Linked DNA regions of Homo sapiens: regions 2 and 3 are each linked to region 1. A link is a contact called in ENCODE Hi-C or POLR2A ChIA-PET data. All regions are on one chromosome and are shown on one strand. The core of a region is the stretch at or near the end of the contact, and the rest is flanking DNA. Distances in the headings are between cores, read along the strand shown. Region 1 overlaps PARD3B (par-3 family cell polarity regulator beta). Region 2 overlaps PARD3B (par-3 family cell polarity regulator beta). Region 3 overlaps PARD3B (par-3 family cell polarity regulator beta).

Region 1 (4,775 bases), core at 1,644-4,143:
GTCCATACTACCCAAAGTGATCCACAGATTCAGTTTAATTCCTATATAAATTCCAATTCTATTTTTCACAGAAACAGAAAAAAACCCTAAAATTCATATGGAACCACAAAAAGCCCCCAAATACCAAAAGTAATCTTGAGCAAAAAGAACAAAGCTGGAGGCATCATACCCTGATTTTAAACTGTATTACAAAAGTACATAGCCACAGTAATAAAACAGTATGGTATTGGCATAAAAACAAGACACATTGACCAATGGAACAGAACAGAGAGCACAAAAATAAACCTGTGCATATATGGTCAACTAATCTTTGACAAGAGTGCCAAGAATGCAAAATGGGGAAAGGATAGTCTCTTCAATAAATGATGCTGTGTGAACCAAATATACACATGCAATATAATGAAATTAGGCCCTTATCTTACCTCATATACAAAAATTAACTCAAAAAAGACTAACGACTTAAATGTAACATCTGAAAATGTAAAATTCCTAGGAAAAAGCACAGTGAAAAAGCTCCTTTACATTGATCTTGGCAATGATATTTGGATATGACACTAAAAGCACAGGCAACAAAAGCAAAGGCAAACAAGCAGGACTACACCAAACTAAAAAGCTTCTGCACAGCAAAGGAAAAAAAAATCCACAAAATGAAAAGGCAACCTATGAATTGGGAAAAATTATTTGCAAACTGTATATTTGATGAGGGATTAGTCTCCAAAAATATTATAAATTCAAGCAGCTCAATATCAAAAAACAAATAACCAGATTTAATAATGGGCAAAGGACATGAATAGACATTTTTTTCAAAGAATACATACAAATGGCCAACAGATATATAAAAAGGTGCACAACATCACTAATCATCAGAGAAATGCAAATCAAAACCACAATGAGATATCACCTCATACCTGTTAGGATGGCTATTATCAGAAAGATGAGATAGCAGCTGGCTATTGGAAAGGCTGTGGAGAAAAGGGAAGCCTTGTGCACGATGGGAATGGAAATTGGTGCAGTCATTATAGAGAACAGTATGGAGGTTCCTTAAAAAATTAAAAATGTGTAAATTAATAAGTACCCTATGGTCCAGCCATATATCCAAAGGAATTGCACCTTTGGTCATATATCCAAAGGAATTTAAATCAATATCTCAAAGAGGTATCTACACCCTCATGTTCATTACAGCGTTACTTCAATAACTAAGATAGGTGTAAATAACACCTACAATAACAACCTCGGTGTCCACTGATGAATTAATAAAGAAAATGTGGTGTGTCTAAACAAGAGAATATCGTTCAGCCATAAGAAGAAGAACATTTTGCAATTTGCAACATCATGGATAAACTTGGAGGACATTATGCTAAGCGAAATAAGCCAGACACCAAAAGACAAAGAGTATCTCATCTCAATCATATGCAGAATCTAAAACAGTTTAAATCATAGAAGCAGACAGTAGAATCATGGGTGCCATGGATGAAGGGTTGGAGGAAGTGTTGAGAAGTTGGTCAAAGGGTATAAACCTTCAGTTACAAGATGGATAAATTCTGGGGATCTCATGTACAGCATTAAATATAGTTAATAATACTGTGTTGTTTACCTGAAATTTGATGACAGAAGATTTTTAAGTGCCCTCACCATATAGACACATGCACAAATGGTAACTAAGGATGATGATGAATGTGTTGATTTGATTGTGGTAATAAGTACACAATGCATGCACAGATCAAATCATCACCCTGTACATGTATAATTTATACAATTTTTATTTGTAAATTAAATATTTTAAAATAAAATAGAAAAAAGACTGTCTATATCAGGCTTGACTCTGTCTCATCTGGCTCTTCTCTGCCCACCCACTACACTGCAGCCACCCTGGCCTCCTTGGCTCTCTATCTTTCCAAATTCACCCAGACTGCCCTAGTGCCTTTGTACTAGCTGGTCCCTCTGCGTAGAATGTTCTCCCACCTTTCCCTCTACTCTCAGAATAGCCCTGTCATAGTTACTTGCTCTCTATTCCTTTATCCTGTTTCATTTTCTTCATTGCATTGTTACCATCAGAGAGACTCTTGTGCATTTGTTTACATGTATAACTTCTAAGAGCCAGAAGGGAAGTTTCATGAGAACAGAGATCCTATCTATCTTTTCCCAGTTGTATGCTCAGACCCTAGCGTACCGCGGGCTGTATAAATGTTTGTTAAGTTCAAAAAGGAACAGAGGTAGTTGTGACAGGCGTAGGTTAAGCAAGCATGCAGAAATGCAAGTGGGTCTCAACCAGGACACACAGAATTAATGGACAAATCAGAAATACAGGTTGCTGACTCAACTTATTAGGTCAGGTACAAGGCATCTGTGTGTTGAGGGGTCAGAGCATCGTGTTCGGTGGTTGGGGCAAAACATGGAATAGGAGTCAGCCTTGGATGTCAGAACCGGGCTGGTATTAAACCCAGAGAGACGTGTGGTTATTTATGTATCTGCTCAGCAGGAACCCAGACCACCGATACAGCTCCACGTATACAGAAAAACAGATAACATGACATCTCCTTGCTGATTCTCAAGTGAGAGCATAGTTAAACCAAGATAGAGAATCTGGAATTCAGACTGCCCAAGAGAACACTGTGGCACAAATTCTGTCAACAATCCCAGAGTAACACTTCAGAAAGAAAACAACACAAAATTCATTTGTCTAATTGGGACTCACTGTGAGAGACAATTCCTCCAAGATAATAAAACTTAGCCATGATGTTAGTGGTGAGCCATTCAGCACAACCAAAGGGCACTGTGCATGTGTCACACGGTCAGATCTGTAGGAGAAAGGCTGACACTTTTGGCAATGACAGCAGTCCAAACGAAAAACACAGCCACAGCAAGCCCATCTAACGGTTGCTGTGAATCACCCTGATTATGAGTCACAAGCATGCAATCACTGGCATACAGAAACTCCTGACTAATAGCCGTGAGCAGTTTGCCTTTGCTATCTAAGTGCCGCAGACTGAACACACTCTTGCCCGACCTAAAATCGGCATTAATACCTGAATCACAGCCTGGGGAAGCTCAATATTCCACTGCTGGAAAGAAGATAAACAGCAACAATACAAAGATGCAGCCCTTTTTAGTGCCGCTAGTTAAACTGAATGCATTTAATCTTTCTTCTGCATCTAAAATGTCGGTCATCTTCTCTTGGTGGCATGAATGATATGTAAACACTCCTGCAAAAAGCCAGTTTCTTGAAGGCTTTTCCACATACCAAACGGCAAACAGAATAAAAACCATGGTTACACTGAGTATTATAGAACACAAATCATTACAGTGCCAGAGGGCATGCTGTTTATGGTTCCACAACCAGAGAAAACCACATGATCATTAGTTATAGTGCTTACCTATAGGCTTGAAATATACAACTTATTTCTTTTGTTTAAGATATGCATAATCTGCTCTGGAAACAAATGATGTGCTTCATTAATTATTATGGTATGAAGGTATTATAGATCTATGAGGAAATTACCCACATCAATTGGCTTCTTCTAACCTTGGTCTAGCATGACAAGGAATTAAATAATAGTGTCCTACCAAAAAAAGTTGATCAACATATCTGGACAAATGTCCACATAACCACTACCTACATCACTACAACTAGTAAATCCTATCATTTGGGAATAAAAAATTTAAATAGGTATGAGGCACAATCTGGAGGAAGAATAAACTCTTGCAGAAAATAACAGTGAGGCCTGTAATCCCAGCACTTTGGGAGGCTGGGGCATGTGGATCACCTGAGGTGTGGAGTTCGAGACCAGCTTGCCCAACATGGCAAAACCCCATCTCTACTAAAAATACAAAAATTAGCCGGGTGTGGTGGGGGTGCACCTGTAATCCCAACTACTTGGGAGGCTGAGGCAGGAGAATCACTTGTACCCAGGAGGCAGAGGTTGCAGAGAGCCAAGAACGCGCCACTGCACTCCAGCCTGGGCGACAGAAGTGAGGCTCCATCTCAAAAAAAAAAAAAAAAAAAAAAGAAAGAAAGAAAATGATGGTGAGGCATACATGATCATAGCTAATGCATATCAAGAGCTCACCCTGCACTGGGCATTATTCTTAGTGTATTACATGTTTGTTTATATTCACAGAAATCCTAAAGCTTAGGGATGACTATTACCACCATAGCAGCAGTGAAGAAAAGGGAGACCAAGAGTTAAGGGATTTTCTCCTCACCACACACCTAGTATATGGTAGAAACAGGATTCAAACTCAAACAATTTCTTTCAAAAATCTGCACTCCTATCCCCCAAACAGCAAATCAAGTAGATGCTACCAGAGTCAAGATCTGGAGCTGCCGAAGTAAATACACATCTGTTTTTTTAAGGAAAGGCAGTGTAGTCTTAACTCAGCACCTGAATGATTGAGTTCATCCATGCATCCTTTAAAAGAGAAAAGCCTAAAACTCTTAATTATATATAATTCAAGTTGCAGAAGAAATATGACTGCATAGAATCCCCTTTCAGCAAATATTTCCTGGCTGCAGTATTGAATTGGGAGTCCAGCTACAGCCGGAGCTCTGTAATTAGGGTCCTTGGGAACTGCGAACAAGGTCAGACTCATGGTATTCCCAGTTTAAAAAAACAGGGGGATTTGGCGGGGGGTGGGGGGGTACTGCTGCTAAAAATAAAAATAAATACATACATTTAAAAAAGTAGCTTCTTTACCAAAAAAAAAAAAAAAAAAAAAGGTGTGGGCATGAAGAAAGATGCAAACCCAGAGACCAGAGTTACCAGAGGCAACTCCTC
Region 2 (4,775 bases), core at 1,492-3,991, 52 kb before region 1:
ACCAACTTGAACTTACTGGAAAATGGTTGATTTCTGGGTAGTAAAGTATGAGTACAGAAAATCTCTTAGAATCTTTAAATAAATATAAACTATATGGTATCTGCCTGTGATTTTATAATTCATGGAGAATTAAACTCTTAAGCACATTAATTTTTACGTTAGCATAATCTTATTAAATGTTTTTTGGTTAAGATATAAATTTATGGTTTATATTATCAGCACACATTATTTATGTATACTTAGAATAATATATTACTAATTTCTAAAACTTATTCTCAGGAGGTGCTATAATCTCCCTCAAGATTTGTGTGCCCTCCAAAATTCATGTTGAAACTGAATCCCCAATGCAACAGTATTAAGAAGTGTGGCCTTTGGGAGGTGATCAGGTCTTGAGTGATCTGCCCTCATGAATGGCTTAATGCCTTATAAAAGGGCTGGAGGGAATTGGCGAAGCCTTTTTTGTCCCTTTTGCTCTTTTTGCCCTTCTGCCTTCTGTCATGTAAGGATACAGCAACAGGGTGCCATACTGAAAACAGAGAGAATCCCTTACCAGACACCAAATCTGCTGGTGCCTTATCTTAGACTTCCTGCCTCTAGCAATGTGAGAAACGAATTTCTGTTCTTTATAAATTACCTAGTCTCGGGTATTTTGCTATGTATAGCAGCACAAACAGACTAAGACACAAGGTAATAATAACATTGGATTAGCTTTTTGAGATAAAGTAATTTATTTAAATCATGGTTATCTTTTAAAACACATCATGTAAGAACAGATCTATGCAATGTATTGAACCTACTTGTTCTGGTCGTTATTGCTGCATAGCAAATCATCAGGCAACTCAGTGGTATAAAGCAATATGTATTCTGGTTTACATATTCACATCTCATAGAGTTTGTGGGTCAGGGATTCAGGAAAGGCTAAGCTGGGCAGCCCTCGCTTGGGGTCTCTCACAAGGCTGCAGTCAGATGTAGAGTCGGCTGCTGCCAAGGCTCCACAGGTCTGGGCATCCATGACGGCTCACTTACGTGGCTGGCCATTGATGCGAGCTGGAAGCTGGGAGATCTGCCATGGCTGCCAACTAGATTGCCTACACATGGCCTTTCTAGCAAAGTGGACTCAGAGAAATGGACTTTCTTACATGGCATCTGGCTTGTCCCAGAGCAAATGCCCAAGGGAATCAGATGGAAGCCACAGGTATAGCCTTTTCTGAACTAGTCTCAGAAGTCACACAATGTCTGCTGCACGCTATGATTTTCAATTAAGTCACTGGGCCAGTCCAGATTCAAGAAGAGAGGACATTAGACCTCAGCTCTTCACTGAAACAGTGTCAAATATTTTATTAACATGTTTGACAATCTCCACACTTACCCTATGGATTAAAAAAATTACATGAATTTAAGCAAAATACTACAAGTTTAAATTAATGAAGTCACATTTACTTTAAATTTCTATCTTGATAGAATACTTATGTGAACCCTAATGGATTAAGTAGCATTCATTAAGAGACAGAATTACTCAGGAAAAAAAGTGGGTCTTTGGTCTATCTTTAGAAAAGAAATACTCTCACCTGAAAACATAAAAGGAAAACCATACAATTAATAAAAATTATGAAGAATGATGCTGCGATAGCCATTGAGTGAACCTACAATACTAAATTGCTCTGTCACATCTAATAAAAGGAACAAAGCTAAATTATAAATACCCATTCAGAGTTTTGAATGCCTTAACTTGCTAACTAAAATTCTCAAGGCTCCTAATTAGCTCAGGTTAAACATTTAACCACACAAAAGCACCTTTTCATAAATAAACTATATCTCACTCTTAATTACATAAATCACCTTTTTGGAAAGCCATGCATGTTATACAGACATAAACTGACTCTCTGGGATTAAAATCACAATGAAGTCATTCTTAATTATTAAGTCAAAAACCAAAGGGCAGCATTTTAATAATTAGGTAAGTTTAATTTGTGACAAATGCAAATAACTACTTTCCATTAAAAGAGACATTGAAATGATTATGTGTTCTATTCCTTTATAAACTTCCCCACCTCAACACAAAAATTCCTATGGCCAACTCTCTTTTGTTGTTTAAATAGGAAAGTAAGGAGCTATGAAGTGATTAGTAGCAACACAGGTATTCAACTGAACAGTCTCTTTTAAATAAGTGCTATTTCTTAATGCTCATGTGTTCTATAATCAAAAAAATCCCCAAGGATATATATATATATCCCAGACGTCCCTATTCTGTTATCTCTCAGGCATCTCTCTCACCTATTCTCTAAGAAATCATTGCATAGGTTTAAATTTCCTTGGAATCATATAATATTTCATTAAAAATAAGATTTGGAGGGGTACAGAAGGCTCTGCATTTTTGGCTTCTTCAAGTAACAGAGATCACTCTCAGAACTACAGAATGCATGAACTTCACGGCTTTCTCTAAAATCAAGCACGCATGCATCAAGAGAAACTGCCAGGCAAATACTGAGAGTGTTCTGCAAAAGGGTATGACTGAATTGTTACTTATCTTTTATTCTAGACCCAAGTTCTTAAAAACAGAAAAGAAACAGAAAATTCGCCTTGAGCCATGAAACTTGAGAACTCAAAGGGAAGTTTTCTGACACTCTCAACTGATGAATAAAACTGATAAAAGCAAAACAAAACCAAGCAAAGTTCTGTAATTTGTTCAAGGCTCTAAAGGAAGCCAAGTCCCTGATCTTTCAGGCCTTTTCAAGTACCTGTGGCTTTTGACATTTCTTAGAAATGACAATACTCCTCCCTCCCTCCCTCTCTACTCACCTGACAATCTAAATCTTGAGAGAGATATATATATTTGTTTATATCTATATATAGACAAAGATAATGAAGCAAACGATGTGTGATTGGTGGACCGGATTCAGGGGCAACTTTGTTGCTATTAATGAGTTGTGACGCAGTGAGTATTTCTCACAATGTCTTCTATGGGATGTTAGTGGATGGTGCTTCCAAAATGATCCTGCAGTCAAATAAATTTAGGAAATAGTAGTTTACTCAGAATATTTAATTTGCTATATTGTGAACTCATGGAGGGAATATAGTATGTAGCATTTCCAGATCTTAATGAAACACAGATTATCTAGAGCAGTGGTCCCCAATCTTTTTGGCACCAGGGACCAGTTTCATGGAAGGGGGTGGGGGAAATGGGGTAATGGTTTTGGGATGAAATGGTTCCACCTCTGATCATCAGGCATTAGTTAGATTCTCGTAAGGAGCGTACAACCTAGATCCACAGTTCACAATAGGATCCACACTTCCATGAGAACCTAATGCTGCCACTGATGTGACAGGAGCCTGAGCGCAGGCAGTGCTTTCTTGCCTACTGCTTACCTCCTGCTGTGCAGCCTGGCTCCTAACAGGCCATGGACCAGTACTAGTCCATGGCTGGGGGCTGATGATCCCCAATCTAGAGAGCTAGAAATCTGTGGAACAAACTTTGAGAAGCCCTAAACTATATACATTGAACCTGAAGTATGTTAACATTTAAGATAACATTTATTGAAATGATATGGAACTCAATCTGCAGTCTCCTCAGATGTGATGCTAAATGTGGAAAGGGTAATTAGCATAACAAGAGACAAGTTATTATCCAGAAGTTTTAGACATCCTTGAAGTCACCAGCCAGATTAATGGGATTGTTTGAAGCATTGGTGACCAATACTTTTGACTGACTTTAGTTATTTTCTTAGCTGCATCAATCTAGTTATATAAGAATTACCCAGTTGAGACTATAGTTAACCAGACAGCTTTAAACCTGCACTGTGAATCTAAACCTGCACTTCAGAACTTTACAAAGCAATTACAAACAGAACCACTCTGCATCATGAAGTTAGGTAAAACTGAAAGTTTAAAGAAAAGAAAGTTCTCATAAGACACAGGATACTGCACGAATTTAATTACTATGATGTTCACTGTTAATTATAAAATAGTTGTAATTTATCATATAAAATATATAATTTCATAGCTTTAAATAATTACAAGCAGTGGTTCATTTTTGTTGTGGGATATTGTACTAATATTTATTTTTGATGAATATTAGTTTTATCAGTTTGAACATTACCATCATGTTTAAAATTTGATTCCTACTTTGAATGGTACAATACAAAGCAAAAGTATGTGTTTATGAAAAAAGTTTAACCATAGAGATCAAGGAAAATGTTATTTTTGGAGTGTCTTGTATATTTTCATGATTGTATCAGAAAAAATGTCTATCAAAAATTCTTTTTTTTTTTTTTTTGTTAGAATGGCAAAAATTCTTATAAAGGTAAGGCAGCTATGGTCAACATCTTTTAAACTATTTCTTATGAAGAAATAAGAAGTATAGAAATAATTTTGCAACCTAAAAAAGAGGTAAAATTTCTTGTCTTCTTGAAGACAAGTTGAATTTTAAACTCCCATAGGCATATATATATTTCTTAATATATGATCTTGGATTTTCCTTTTCTTTTTTGAGGGTGGATTAAAATGTTATTGAGCTAAGTTGTACTTTCTATATATTAATTGTAAACATAATTTTCATACGGGAGAATTTAATCATTGTATGCAATAATTCCTATCTTCACCATGAGCAATGAAAAGAAATCTACAAATAAGTAACCAAAGTTTACTAGTACAAAACTTCTAAATTTAAGGAAGAAAACATTATAAGATAAAAATGCATTGTCTAACTTTCGGGAAGCTCTCAAACATTCCTTCACTGTGAAATCTGATGTGAAATACCTATAGGTCTGGAAGGGATG
Region 3 (4,775 bases), core at 1,503-4,002, 58 kb after region 1:
ATGGCCCATTGGAGAAAGGACAGCTTATTTTATAGATGAGGAAACTGTGGCCCAGGGAGATATGGTGGTGACACATCAGGGAGTGACCTGGATAGCCTTGGTTTTCAATTTTTACTTTGCTAGAATGTGTCCCAAATTTGTCCTGATTTATTTTTTGTTTGGAAAAAGTTGGTTCTGATAGAGATAGGTTAAATGACTTATCCTGATCACACAGCTAGATCAAATACTGCAGGGTCTAGAACTAGCTCCATATCACTGACTCTCAAGGGACAAAGATTGGGTTGGGCCAACCTTGATCTATGGCCACAAAAAGCCTCTTATGGAACAGTAGGTGGTCAGGTACTAATCATGAAGGCAGTGTAGGGACTAGTCAGGGGAAGGACCGGGAGACTCCCACCCTCCTAAACTTCAAAATAATTTTCCTCACTAATTTGTCTTTTTTACAGATGGCCCTATATGTACATACTTAAAAAATCAGAAAGTCTATTAAAATATCCACGTTATTAAAAAAAACCCCACATCTATGGATCCCATTAGTATATTGGTTTTAGTGGAACTTTCCTACACATACAAACACACACACACACACACGGGATGAGAAGATAAGAAGACAGAAGCAAACTCATTTCTGAAATGTATAGGATTTAAAAGACATTTTCTCCACCTCCATTTCCTGGTCTTGTTCTCTCAGTAGCTTTTGATTTATACCTATTCATAGTATCTATTTATTAATTTACACTCTACTCAATTCCAAAAGGATGTGAGGTGCTATCACATATAGTACCTAAAATATATGGATAATTGAAATCTACAATTAATTTTTAAAAAGTCATGCAACTGAACAAGCACTGTTCTAGAAGCCAAGAAATGTGGGTTCCAGTTCTAGTTCCTTATTCAACATCAGAGTACACATTGAATTTTAACTTTTATTTGCTCATTTGTAAAATAATATCGATTACCTACACAATTGCTAATTATAAAATTCTGTGGAACTGCATATTTCTAGGTCAGCATTTCACAAACGTTTTTCTGAGGCATGCATACATCTTTTGAGTGGAGGTGAGGTTTTGGGGTAGATAAGCATTGGGATTCTGTTTATTGGCTACTTTCTAGACTTCTTCACCCTTTCTTCCACACTAGCATAACCAATCCTATTTGTCCAAAGATGGAGAATGAACAAATTTAAATAGCATCTAGAACTTAAGCGCTCAATAAATGTTATTTATTAACTAGAATCAAGCATCCATTGAAACCCTAATACATGCTCAGAAGAACCATGGGGTTTCACAGAGAAGACTTGGAAAATTCTCGAACTATAAATTTTTAAGTCCAAATAGATCATGTGAATATGATTCTTTCCAATTTCGCCTGGGATTTTGGTTACCACATCTCATCATTTAAATGAACTCTCAGGCCAGCAATCTCTGTACTATATGGTAACATGCTTTGGCTGATTTCAGAGCCACAGAATCTTAAAGTGTGAAAGTGATTTGCTACTTAGGGCTGAATCCCCAGGGTTCAGTCATTCAGCATTACATTAGAAAATCCATTAGAAAATAAATGATAGGAAATAATTTAGATGAATGAGGTTGGAATTATGTGGTTGCCCACTTGATTTAAAACTCATCTTACGAATTAAAAATATATACCCCATCAGCTTATAGGGCATGAGACTATGAACCCCTTTATGTCAGTAGATTTCTGCTGTTCGTCTTTGTAACCCTTGATTGTTAGATGAAGAATTAAGAAATAATACTTACTGTAAGCCTACTGTACTGTTTTAAAGATTTGGACAAGGCTTCATGAAGAAGGTCATATTTGAGCTTGAACTTAAAAGGTGCATATGAGTTCACTATACAGTAAAGAGACAAAGGAATGAGCCAGCTAAAGAGAACAGTATCTGCAAAGGCACAGAGGTTTGAAGGTGGTAAATTTGGAATGGCAAGTGGTTCACAGTGGCTGCAAGTTAAGGTGACTGTGAAAGACTGGCCAGCAATAAAGGTGGGCAGAGAGGAAGCAGCTAGATCATGAAGGGCCTGGGAATATGAATATGCATGCATAAGTATTACATCCTGGAAGATAAAGAAAGAATGGGAGGAGTCAACCTCTGTATGCATTACATGGAGAAGGTGGTTGTTGGTTTTTAACAGAATATTGTTGATGGTTATCTTGTGTTGGAAAAAGAAATATAAAAATTATACTGAACACTGAGTATATTTTGATATCAGATTCCAGAAAAACATAAATTTTGGGTGCTCAATGTGATGTAATCACAAAAATCTCTTGATTCCTAATATTTGTTGAATTGTGTCTGCTTAATTAAGAAAAGCAATGTAAGCCAATGAAGATTAAATTTGCTATTTTCTTAAGAAAGTGGCCTTAAGAGTGAGAAAACCAGTAAAAAATTAAGCCCTATTTCTCTTGTACCAGGTTGGGTGAATGAGCTGTGAAAAGTACAACCAGTTCCAATGGCTACACTAGCTGACTGGGGAAGGGAGATGAAGGGCCTGGGTTCAATGGCTGACATTTCATGAGCACCCTGTTAGGAGGAACTGCTGGGGCACAGGTGCTGCAAAACTCCTCTCACCGCCCCTCCCATTCTTCACCTAAGCAGGCTTTCAGGGTGGACCAGACAGGACAGCCAGGTCACACTCCCAGAAGTGCCATCAATACTGCCTCTACTGCCAACCACATCTCTCCATCTGGAGGTGCACAGCCTATGGCCACATCCTGCCCCGGAGCCAACAACAGGAAAACAGAATGGGTGGAGACCAAAGCTGGCTGTGTTGCTTCCTTCTTTAACTTCGCTATCTGAAAAACCTGACAAATATGTTTTTTCTTTGCTTTTTAAGTTCCAGAAATGCAAAGTACTCAAACTGCTAGAACCATGAAAGTGGGTAAGGGATGATTTTTTTACGTCATTCATCCTTGCCCAAATTTCTCCTGCTGATTCAGAGGAACCATCTGCATCAGCTTGCTAACGAGTTTAGATATGGTTCTCAGGGTGATGGGAAGCCAGTGAAGGTCGTTAAGCAGGGGAGTTATATTACATAATCAGATTTGTGATTTAGAAAGGCAGCTCTGGCAACAGTAGGGACTGGAGAAAGCACACAGTGTAAAGAAAGAGGTCAGTCTGAGGCCTCTGCAATAGTCTAATTGATGGCAAAGCTCTGGCCTGCTGTGGTGGCTGTGGACAAGGAAGCTGAATAGCTGACAGAGTGGGGGAGGTAGAAGGAAACGGTGGAACTGGAGGTGATGCCAAGGTTTCAGGCCAAATGGTTGGAAGGGAATGTTTCCCACCTAACAGTGAGCTAGTCTCATCATTTAATCTGGTACTAAGTGAAATGAGATTGTAGACCAAGGAGTTTAGTATTTTCAGGGTTTTGGCATATATTCTCAAAGTAAACCCCAAGACAGTTATATTAGTTGGTTGTTTTAGGAATTGCATGTCAGAGGCAGCACAGCAAAATGGTTTCTCACACCACAGCCAGCAACAGTTCAAATTCTGGCTCTGCCACCTAATAGCTATGGGATTTCTGCTGAGTTACTAAACTTCTCTGTACCTATTCCTCAACTCTTAAACGATAAAAATAATAAAAGCCGACTAATTAAGTATGACGAGGCTTAAATAAATGAGTTATTATGAGTAAGGGATTTAGATGGTGTGTACTCATGTAATAAATATTGTTTTCTCTGACTTATCAAAAATCATATGGAAGAAGTAGACAGTCCACACTTTCAAAGAAGGGGAATCTCGGCTGACTTTTTTTTCTTGCATTCGATATTATGTTGTTTCAATATTCCAACAAAAAAGCTGAAGAAAACAATCTTTTTTCCCTGACAAAGCTCATAAGAGAGAGGTGAAAACAAATTCTCCGGCACAGAAGTACTCTGAGGTTCGGCCATTTGAAGACCACAGTGCTTGCTTATAAATAGAATATTAAAATAAGCAAGAGCAATTTTCTCCTTTCGTCTTCCCTTATTGCCTAATTTTCCTCTCATACCATTTGCATAATGGATAAAAAGGCATCCATTATGCAAATGAATGATGGGGCTGTAAGGTTGCTGAAGCCACAAGGCTGGCTCCAGATGAAGAGAAGCTGCCACAAAGCCCTCCAGCAGCCACGTTCCAGCAGACTGCTTCACTAGCTCGGTTCCAAAAGATACAGGAAAACCCACTTAGACCATAGGTCATTAATTTCCATTTGGTTTATTTTAAAAGGGGCACTACAGATGCTTTTCCAAAAATCAGTACAAAATATGGATTGTCAGCATTAGAGTATGTAAATTTAACTTTACAGTATATATTTTATTTCAAATGGGAAAATGAGTACTATGTACGATTCTAACCATTTTAAGCATATGTTTTGCTTTAAAAAGAATAAGAAGCTGACCTTTGCAAAGTGGAATAAGCCTCTGTTCTTCTAGCTTGAGAATTCCCTCATAACAGGTGCTCTAAGTAGTCTCAAAATGTTGCACAAACATTCCACAGGCATAAAAAGTTGTTTGAAATACCAAGATATTAGTGGATTTTCAAAAACTTCATGCAGTTAAATTGAGCTAAATTTATCTTTAGGAGGTATCACCAAAACAGACATGTTATTTCTCTTGGAGTTGTAAACTGATTGAAACTTTAGAATAATATTTACTTTCTCATTCTACAAATATAATGAAAAATATTTCTAAGCAAAATTACTGGATGAATTGTCTTGTCTGAATAAATCATCAGAAAAGAATTTCAAAACTAACTTCAAAACATTTCCCCCAGATTCTGA

The links. A loop is a pair of places that touch in the nucleus more often than their neighbours do. ChIA-PET counts read pairs that join two places held with the same protein, here RNA polymerase II (POLR2A). Pooled maps may share reads with other maps.
Region 2: a pooled map shows a loop between it and region 1 (7-fold over the local background). The contact joins two enhancer-like sites. A Hi-C loop is called at or near these places in 7 of 50 pooled maps. POLR2A ChIA-PET finds 5 or more read pairs at or near these places in 6 of 52 experiments (CD4-positive, alpha-beta T cell, WTC11, activated T-cell and 3 more).
Region 3: a loop to region 1 is called in a pooled map, with 2.4 times the contacts of the local background. The contact joins two enhancer-like sites. A Hi-C loop is called at or near these places in 5 of 50 pooled maps. POLR2A ChIA-PET finds 5 or more read pairs at or near these places in 3 of 52 experiments (CD4-positive, alpha-beta T cell, activated CD8-positive, alpha-beta memory T cell and naive thymus-derived CD8-positive, alpha-beta T cell).

Annotation. Positions count from the first base shown.
Region 1 is chr2:205,023,394-205,028,168 of GRCh38, reverse strand. The region is part of intron 3 of PARD3B (par-3 family cell polarity regulator beta); the gene reads right to left. Among named protein-coding and RNA genes, the nearest start is that of PARD3B, 480 kb to the right of the region's middle. Within about 2 kb of position 2,893, at least 11 of the 41 ENCODE cell types and tissues checked have a DNase peak (open chromatin) inside an H3K27ac peak, as active enhancers do.
Region 2 is chr2:205,075,182-205,079,956 of GRCh38, reverse strand. All of the region lies in intron 4 of PARD3B (par-3 family cell polarity regulator beta), which reads right to left. Among named protein-coding and RNA genes, the nearest start is that of PARD3B, 530 kb to the right of the region's middle. Within about 2 kb of position 2,741, at least 2 of the 41 ENCODE cell types and tissues checked have a DNase peak (open chromatin) inside an H3K27ac peak, as active enhancers do.
Region 3 is chr2:204,965,733-204,970,507 of GRCh38, reverse strand. The region is part of intron 3 of PARD3B (par-3 family cell polarity regulator beta); the gene reads right to left. Among named protein-coding and RNA genes, the nearest start is that of PARD3B, 420 kb to the right of the region's middle. Within about 2 kb of position 2,752, at least 4 of the 41 ENCODE cell types and tissues checked have a DNase peak (open chromatin) inside an H3K27ac peak, as active enhancers do.